Regions from separate parts of the Homo sapiens genome. Here region 2 is linked to region 1. A link is an interaction called in ENCODE POLR2A ChIA-PET data of the cell type or tissue named here. Cell type or tissue: K562. All regions are shown on one strand. Links, peaks and the distances in the headings refer to the core of each region. The heading gives the core; the rest is flanking DNA.

Region 1 (4,557 bases), core at 337-4,336:
CAGGGGTAAATGAAGGCAAATCATGAAATTATTTTGCTTAAAATGCTTCCGTGGCTTCCCATTGCCTACAGGATGAAATCCAGACATTTTGTCATAAAAGTACAAACTTCTACAGGATCTCCTCTCCTGCCCTTCTCCCAAACACACTCTATTTGTCTGCAAGCCTAACTGAACAGCTTTTTTGCCATTCTTGGAACATGACGTGCTATTCACCTCCATTGTTTGGTTTTGCCCGTGTTGTTGTCTCTGCTTGAAAGCCCTCTCTTTTCCTGTTGCCTGGTGAATCACTCATTCTTTCAATTTCAGTATGAATGTCATCTCCTCTGTGAAGTTTCAGGCAGCATTAGATGTTCCCATCTGTCTCATGTAGCATCTGATAAGTACTTACGTGATGGTATTTTCCATGTTGTTGTCTCTTTCCTGCACTGGAATCTGAGCTCTGCAGCAGCAAGAATTTTGTTTTCATCTCACCAGCCCCTAAGACAGTACCTGTTTGTTGAAGGATGAAAGAAGACATTCTGAGCAATGTGCTGTGAAACCAGTATGCCTAGACATCACTGGTGGCATTTTCAGCTGGTACCGTCATTTTGGAGAGCAATTTGAGAAATATATACCAAGGACCACAAAAATATTGAAATTCTGTAAACCAGTGACTCTACATCTAGGAATGTTTCTTAGGAAAATAATTCAAAATTTTTGGTACAAGTTATTCATCACTGTATTAGTTAGGTATTCAAAATATTGGAAACCACCTCAATTCCAGCAATTGGGAAATGGCTAAGCAAATTATGACATGTTACAAAGATACGTCAGTCATTAAAATTTGATTTTAAAGAATTATCGGGCAACATGGAAAACATTTTATTTTACACCATAGGACACACATTTGCATGCTTACTCGATTGCAAATGCTCCTCTAGGATTGCCTCAGGACCTCGCTGAGAAGAGGTCGGCTTTGGGAATTGTCAAGGGCAGACAGAGCAAAGAACTTGACTAACTTGAATCCAAACCAAAACCCTTCCAGGCTGGGCGTGGTGGTTCATGCCTGTAATCCCAGCACTTTGGGAGGCTGAGGCAGGAGGATCACTGGAGGTCAGGAGTTTGAGACCAGCCTGGCCAACATGGTGAAACCTCATCTCTACTAAAATAAAAAAAAATTAGCTGGGCATGGTGGCGGGTGCCTGTAATCCCAGCTACTTGGGAGGCTGAGGCACAAGAATCACTTGAACCTGGGAGGTGGAGGTTGCAGTGAGCTGAGATGGCGGCATTGCACTCCAGACTGGGCGACAGAGCAAGACTCCGTCTCACCATCTCAAAAAAAGAAAAGAAAAGAAAAGAAAAGAAAAGAAAAGAAAAGAAAAGAAAAGAAGAAACCCTTCCAGAGCAGAAAGTCAGAAGTCAGAGAAACTAGGCACAACTCAGGTTACTCAGATTCAAAATAATCTCAGCTGGCTAACTTCTTGTGCATTTGGAATCCCTCCTGCAGGGCTTGTCCATCTGGCGATGTGTGGATCTCAAGATCAGCTGTTAGAACTAATATGATATTTTAAAAACTTGTTTGAAGATTTTTTTAATATTCAAAAAGCCACAATAAGATTTTTCAAAAGAGGATTGGTGGTGCATTAAAGGCCAAATGAGTACAAACAGAAAGGAGGGTTTGGGTACTTGCTGTGAACTCTGTTGATCTCGGGAGGCCCTATAGCTGAAATGACTTAAGGCGTAGGGTCAAGGCAGACAGCAATCAAGTAAGATGATATATGCATATAGGAAAAGGACCCAAATTCCATCCGCTGGGTTCAAGGCGGGAAGGAAATGGTTCTGGACTATACCATTTGGTCAACGTAGAGATCATAGTTAGCTGGGCTCTGGACTGAGCCAAGTGGGAGCTTTCCCCAGGCCAACTGCCTAAAGAGGCCCTGAGCTACGGAGGAGCAAGCAAATTGGCAACGAGGGGGTGGGGAGAGAAGGAGTGGGCATCACAAGTCAGGAGGGGGCCTAAGGTGCTGACCAACAGATCACCAAACTCAAGATCAGAGACAATGGGAAGACAGCTGCACGGGGAAGGGATGGGAACCAGGAGGGAGAGCTCATATCACTGTGCAGGGGGACTGAAGGCCGGTTCTGACATGAGTTTCTAGAATGTGCTCATCTTCCCTACACGCAGGGCCTGGAATGTGTCACTGGGCCAGGAGATGTCCACAGAGCAGCAGCGCTCACCTGAGGAGATTTGGAGGAAATACACCAAAATGCTAATTTGCATTAGATTAGGGTAGTGAGGTTGTGGCTGACGTTTTTCTTATTTTTCTGTAATATGATGATATTCTTTTTGTAAGGAGAAAATTAACATTTAAAAATAAGAAGTGGGCATTGTCAATAGATTCGAATAAATTCTGTTACCATGCTGGATAAGACCAGCAGATGACGCTGTTTTCTTGACTGACATAGCTGGAGGGACCCTGAGTGACCTGGCGCACAGGTGTTGGCCGCCCTGCTCTCTGGTCACATGTCTTTTCTGTTCTGTGGGTTTCCAGGTCACAGCTTAGGGCTGTACCCAAGGTATCCTGCTGACAGGGTGCATGGGGGCTGGAACCATGTGGAAGAGGGGCACCTCTTCCTTCACCTAAACGTGCTGTCCAGTAGCAAAGCCGGCTTCTGCCACCTTTTTCTAAGTCACACAAAGACACTGTATGTGGCAGGTGGGTGCTTCCCCTCGGTAAGGTGGGGCATCATGGAATTTATATTGCTTTTACTAATGTAACTTTGGCCCTATTTCTTGTGAAGTAATGAGCCTGGCTTTATTTTGCTAAAGGCGCATTTGCCCCCGGTTGGCATCCTAAAGCTTCTTCACATTAATGCCAGACCTTGTCTTTAATCCCCAAGTTTCTCCCCGGAACGGGGGTGGAAGTAGAAAGGAGTTTTAGGTCAGTGTTTGTGAGGTGCTAGGTGGATTGACAGCTAGATAATGAGTGCCGGGGAGACCCTCATCTGACGCCTTAACTTGCCATTTCTGTGGTTCCTGGAGTCAGCTTTCAAATCCTCCCCCTTGCCCCACAGTGGCTCCCTCATGGCCAGATTTAATGTGCATCCGACTCCTCTGGGAAACCCGGTAAGATGCAGATTCTGATTCAGTTAAGTTAGGAATGCGCTCCCAGGTTGGGGCCAGTGCTGCTGGTCTGGAAACCCTCTTGGTTTCTCAGGTCTCTGGAGCCTCCAGACTCCTCTGGCAGTGGCAGAAAAGAAGTTGGGGACTCCCCAGAGAAACCTGGTTAGTGGAAGAAAAGGGTACTTCCTTCACGGGGTCACTGCTCCTCCGAGTGGATTGTGGACTCACGGAGGGACGTTCTAGAACACTCTAGCCTGGCAGCCCAAAATTTGGCTTTCCAGGGAAGAAGAGGCCTCAACTGTGGTGATTCTGAGGCTCTTGGTTTCATAAGAAGAGAGGAAGATGCAGAGGGGACGGGGAAGACCTTTGATCATCACTTGAGGCCATGGAGTTTGTGGGCTTTGGGAGTGCTGAGGCTTCCTATGGACAGCTGTTCTCCTGGAGACCCAAGAGAGAGACCTGGCCCTCCCCTCCTTTAAGGCAAAATGATTTCAACATCACCTCACCTGGCTAACTTCTGGTGCATTTGGAATCCCTTCCACAGGGCTTGGCCACCTGGCAATGTGTAGATCTCAAGATCAGCTGTTAGAACTAATATTATTTTTAAAAAACTTGTTTGAAGAGTTAATGTGTTCAGCTGCTTTTGTTCTTCCCAAACGGAAGTGTCACATGAGCAAATAACATACTCTATGATTTGGGGATGGCAGAAAAAGAATCACCAAGCAGAATAAACTTCTATTTTTCTTTGGAGCTCTGTTAAGTACCCCATTGGACTGAATCTGGGTTTTAAGGAAACAGAAATCATTACAATCTACAAAGCAGTCGTATTTCCTTCTCATTACTCTTCCTCAGATTACTCCCTCTGCATTAATTCCTCCTGAGGATACGATTCAGAAAATGTGAACTGCTCAGGTCATCACGTTTCAAATCCTATGCCTGTCTTTCTTGCTGTGTTGATTAATATTTTCGGCTGTGCCTGCTTAATTGTCAATCAATAATGTTCCTTTCTGGCTTCTGCCAATATTTTATGTTCATTTTAGAATTTCCAATACAGAAGTTTAACCCAATATATTAATATCAATTTAGCAGAGAGAGTATATCTCCTAAAACATTACCACTTGTGAAGTATTAGAATGTTTATTTATTTATTTATTTATTTATTTATTTACTGAGACAGAGTCTTACTGTGTCACCCAGGCTGAAGTGCAGTGGTGCAGTATCGGCTCACCACAACGTCTGCCTCCCTGGTTTAAGCGATTCTCCTGCCTCAGCCTCCCAAGTAGCTGGGATTACAGGTGCTTGCCACCATGCCCGGCTAATTTTTGTATTTTTAGTGGAGATGGGGTTTCGCCATGTTGCCCAGGCTGGTCTTGAACTCCTGACCTCAGGTGATCTGCCCACCTCAGCCTCCCAAAGTGCTGGGATTACAGGCGTGAACCACCGTGCCCGGCCTA
Region 2 (4,557 bases), core at 150-4,149, 560 kb before region 1:
AAGACTGCTCCAACACTCATCAGGCTCCTCTAAAATGCTCCTCATAGCCGGGCACAGTGGCTCACACCTGTAATCCCAGCACTTTGGGAGGCCGAGGTGGTCGGATCACGAGGTCAGGAGATCGAGACCATCCTGGCCAACATGGTGAAACCCCATCTTTACTAAAAATACGAAAATTAGCCTGGTGTGGTGGTGCATACCTATAATCCCAGCTACTTGGGAGGCTGGGGCAGGAGAATTGCTAGAACCCGGGAGGCGGAGCTTGCAGCAAGCCAAGATCGTGCCACTGCACTCCAGCCTGGTGACGGGGAGACTCCGTCTCAAAAAATAAAGTGCTTCTCACAGCGAAGCTGTGACTCCCCCCCCCGCCTTGAGACAGGGTCTTACTTTGGCCCAGGCTGGAGCACAGTTGCATGATCGGGGCTTACTGCAGCCTCAACCTCCTGGGCTCAATCCTCCCGGTTCAGCCTCCTGAGTAACTGGGACTACAGGTGTGTACCACCACACCTGGATAATTTTTTGGTTTTTTTGTAGACAGGGTATCTATGTTGCCTGGGCTGATCTCACACTTCTGAGCTCAAGCCATCCACTGCAGCCTCCCAAAGTTGCTGGGATTACAGGGGGGAGTTACCATGCCCACCAGCCGGCCTTTTACCTCATTTGATAAGCACTGGAGGACATGGGTAACAACGTTTATTAAAATCTGGCCATTTTCTACATCTCAAAGAGGAGATAACCCACCAGAGGCTTAGGTAACATAATTGTGTTTAACGTAAATATACACAGATACCAATAGGCGGTTAAGCCATGGGACAGGGCCGCAGATGGAGACTGCTCAAGGTCAAAGGGGTCTCCAGCTGGGACCCTGCACCTGGTTCGTAGCCCCTCTGCAGACGCACAGTGCCTCACGCCTGCTGCAACCTGGAACCTTGAGGCCTTCATGTCAGTGCAGGACAAGAGTCATGTCTGTCCATAGATTGGGGCTGGAAAGGACTTTCTGCCACTGGAGCTTCGATAGTGAGCATGCATCCCCGCCAACAGCTGTGTCTCCCTCTGTAAGAGAGGAAGACAATTTAGCCATGGTCGGGGAGGGCACCACTTCATCCCCTCTCATCCCTTTAAAAATGATGACCAGCCAGAAGTTTTTCACCTCAAGTCCACATTAAAAGGCCAACCACTGATGACAGACGCCGCCACCACCACTCCCACCCCAACAAAGCTGGTGTTGAGACTGGGATTCACGCAGGCATCCTCTGCTCTGCGAGGCTCTAACAGCCTGGAGTTCTGTAGTTTGAAAGTGAGGCGAGGACTCTGGTTTGGTGGGCTGGGTCTTCACCAAGGGAGTGGATAGTTGCACACCAGCATGGCTAGCTGGGTGGGGCCGTCTCAGACTGGGGGCTGGGCTTGCCCATGGGAAGGGATTCTTAGAGGAAGACAGTATGCTTTGGACAAAATATCTTTGAAAAGCAATGGAGCAGTGAAGCTTATTTCTCTTCAGTCACTGGTTCTCAGTTGGAGGTCCTTGGAGATGTGTGCAGGTGTTTTTGGTTGTCATCATGTCAGGGACACTGCTGGCAGCCAGAAGCAGTGCCAGGCACAGAACCTCACAGCAGAGGGCTGTCCACCTACCATGCCGGCGGTGCCCTGCCGAGCGGCTCTGGACAGCACTGCTGTTCTGACCACTTTTGATGAAGTACTTTCTGAATTGCCATTTGTTTAAGAAGATATTTTCATTTAAGAAAATAATCCTTTTATGATTGACGCCAGAAACAAAAGCAAATACTGTACCTAGCCCGTTTGGAGGCCTATAATTTTTGTTTCTTTAGCAGATCTAAATCTGATTTAAATTGTCAAAATACTTGGCTGTATTATGGCTCAGCTGTAGAGTAAAAACTAGACTTAGGCATTTCCAATTAAGGCAGGCTAGGCAATTTCAAAACCAGTTAAGTCACTGCCCTGGTGGAAGCATTTTCTTTGCACGGTACCCATTAGGATAATCACAAAGTATAAACGTTTGGGCTCAATGTCTCAGACTTACTTGAACCAAGTCTGGTTCCTCCAAGCAAGCGGTCGTTCATTCCAAAGAGGGCCTGATCCCAGACAGTTAACTCCAAGCTTGACTGCCTCAGCTGAGCTGGGGTTACGCCACTGAAGACAAATGAGTGTTTCCACTGGGGGCAAGCCTGCTTCCTCAGGACTGGCGACTTCAGTCTCAGTTTTTGTTGGTCTGGCAGAGTGAGACAGCTGAAGAGGGAACACAAACCCTGCAATCATTGCCATCCACACGGCCTTCTCTCCTGAGGCCTGTGCGTCAGTGCAGACGGGAAGCACTAAGAAAAGTGCCAAGTCCACAACATCCACACCCTCCCCAGTGAAGCAGGGTGGGAACCACAGGACTCGGCACATTTCCCTTAGGGCCGAATTCTGCATCAGGTATGAAGGGCGAGCTGCATGCTGAGGCCTCGTGGCCCTCATCTTAATCTTTCCTCCTTGGGGTGCCTCCCACCATGACTGCAGATACACGTTATCTCCTTTTAACCCTGTTCTCAGGAAAATCAACTCAGACAAGCTTGTCCAAGGCCATGCAGATAAGCAACAAGATTAGAACATAAGCTCAGTTCTCCTTTTTTTGAGACGGAGTTTTGTTCTGTCGCCCAGGCTGGAGTGAAGTGGCACCATCTCAGCTCACTGCAACCTCCTCCCCCCAAGTTCAAGGAAGACTCCTATCTCAGCCTCCAGAGCAGCTAGGATTATAGGTGCCCGCCACCACACCCAGCTAATTTTTGTATTTTTAGTAGAGATGGGGTTTCATCATGTTGGCCAGGCTAGTTTTGAACTCCTGACCTCAGGTGATCCACCTGCCTCAGCCTCCCAAAGTGCTGGGATTACAGGCACGAGCCACTGCGTCCAGCCTGAGTTCTATCTTGACCGTCATTTTTCCCTATGTCACTGACGGGGAGTTTGCAATTCAATGTAATAATGGTATTTGCCTTACTTTTAGAGGGGCCAATGCACCTATACTGAATGAGAATGAAATGTGGACAGTCATGCGTTTTACTGTTGGTCCAAGAGGAGATGTTAAGCTTAGGAAATATTTACTGACCACACCACATTTTCATGCTTGATTTCAAAACTGGCTTCCTGATATCACAGAACTGAGAAGATTAGGGTTTCGAGTACTCCAGCATGTACACATCCCGTGAATTTTTGGAAATCAGGGTCTTTAATATGTGTTGTTAGATTTTCATAGGAAAGCTAAAATAAGACGTTTTAAGTGGCTTACGTTTTTTAGTGTTCGCTGCAGGTTCTGGGCCATGTTGTGATGTATACTAGATCACCAATAAATATTTGATTACATCGAATACCTACCCCTTAACAAATGAGTTCAAGGTGCCATCTGGCCGCACAGGTAAATTCTTGGCTCCTAGCACTACCAAACAAAGTTGACCATGAAGTGATGGCTGATCTGTCCCTGGAAGGAAAGCCAGTATTCACTGTCAAACCATGTCTCCTGATACGTTAGTATGCAGTACCACCACCCCAAAACCGAGAGCTCAGCTAGAGAATCTGCTACAGCCCTCAGACCCCGAGAGAGCAGATGGGAGTGGTGCAGTGGGCTCTGCTGGCCCTGCCCACAGGCTGTGGCGCTGCCCACACCGTGCCGCTCTGTGGTCAGGTGGAGGACAGGATGGAGGGATTACTAAGATCCTAGAAAAGAGTAAAGAGGAACGCAAGGAGAGGGAAGATGCCGAAGTTTGAGTCTAGTTGTAGCCAGAAGTTTGGGGGAAAGTGAGAGCCCCGAGACCCTGTCTAGGAGGTTGGGATGGCCATGGGGCACTTGCTGCTGGTCTGCTGGTGACCCCGTGAACTTGGGTAGCAGAATTTCCTCTTCTAGCCAAATAGGGAGTCAGCAAAATACACAACAGAAATGTGCATTCTGGGCCGGGCGTGGTGGCTCACGCCTGTAATCCCAGCACTTTGGGAGGCCAAGGTGGGCGGATCATGAGGTCAGGAGATCGAGACCATCCTGGCTAACATGGTGAAACCCTGTCTCTACTTAAAGAAAAAAAACAAAAAATTAGCCGGGCATGGTGGCAGGTGCCTGTAGTCCCAGGTACTCGGGAGGCTGAGGCAGGAGAATGGCATGAATCAGGGAGGCGAAGCTTGCAGTGAGCCAAGATCGGGCCACTGCACTCCAGCCTGGGTGACAGAGCAAAACTCTGTCTCAAAAAAAAAAAAAAAAAAAGAAATGTGCATTCTCCCAGTCCTCCTTCCCCGCCCTCCTCCTCCTCCACCCTCCTGCTTTCCACACGCCCCACGTTATTGAAGGAGTAAAATCTCCATAGGGTCCCTGAGGACCCTCCCTCCTGACCTACTTCTTTTGCTGGGCAGCAGCTACCCACATGCCTGGGGGCGGGGATTTATCTCGTCTGAGCCCTGCAGGTACCAGTGCTCTTGGCTCCACATTGTCATGGAGCCTCTGCTCTTCAGGAGGGGCCACGGTTTCCCCAGAGACCATCCAATCTGCCCCTGGGAGGAAGGCCTAGGGCAGTGTCC

Evidence for each region. Peaks named below come from ENCODE experiments on the same cell type or tissue, not always from the same donor. Only the 100,000 strongest peaks of a DNase experiment are listed, where the experiment ranks them.
Region 2: POLR2A ChIA-PET joins it to region 1 with 5 read pairs; 2 of 35 experiments call an interaction of 5 or more read pairs at or near these places.

The regions. Positions count from the first base shown.
Region 1 is chr6:158,203,334-158,207,890 of GRCh38, reverse strand. No RefSeq gene overlaps it. Among named protein-coding and RNA genes, the nearest start is that of GTF2H5, 37 kb to the right of the region's middle. In K562, for the core only: a CTCF peak has its summit at 2,415 (motif pointing right); a DNase peak (open chromatin) is centred at 2,450; H3K27me3 peaks cover 2,022 bases.
Region 2 is chr6:158,760,991-158,765,547 of GRCh38, reverse strand. It overlaps SYTL3 (synaptotagmin like 3), which reads right to left. Exons shown (of 18, transcript NM_001242394.2): 16 at 3,370-3,472; 17 at 2,039-2,244; 18 at 677-1,053. The coding sequence ends at 944. MIR3918 (microRNA 3918) reads left to right here and starts at 795; the gene lies at 795-887. RefSeq lists a silencer at 2,397-2,691. In K562, for the core only: no CTCF peak of the experiment used is centred there; a DNase peak (open chromatin) is centred at 2,497.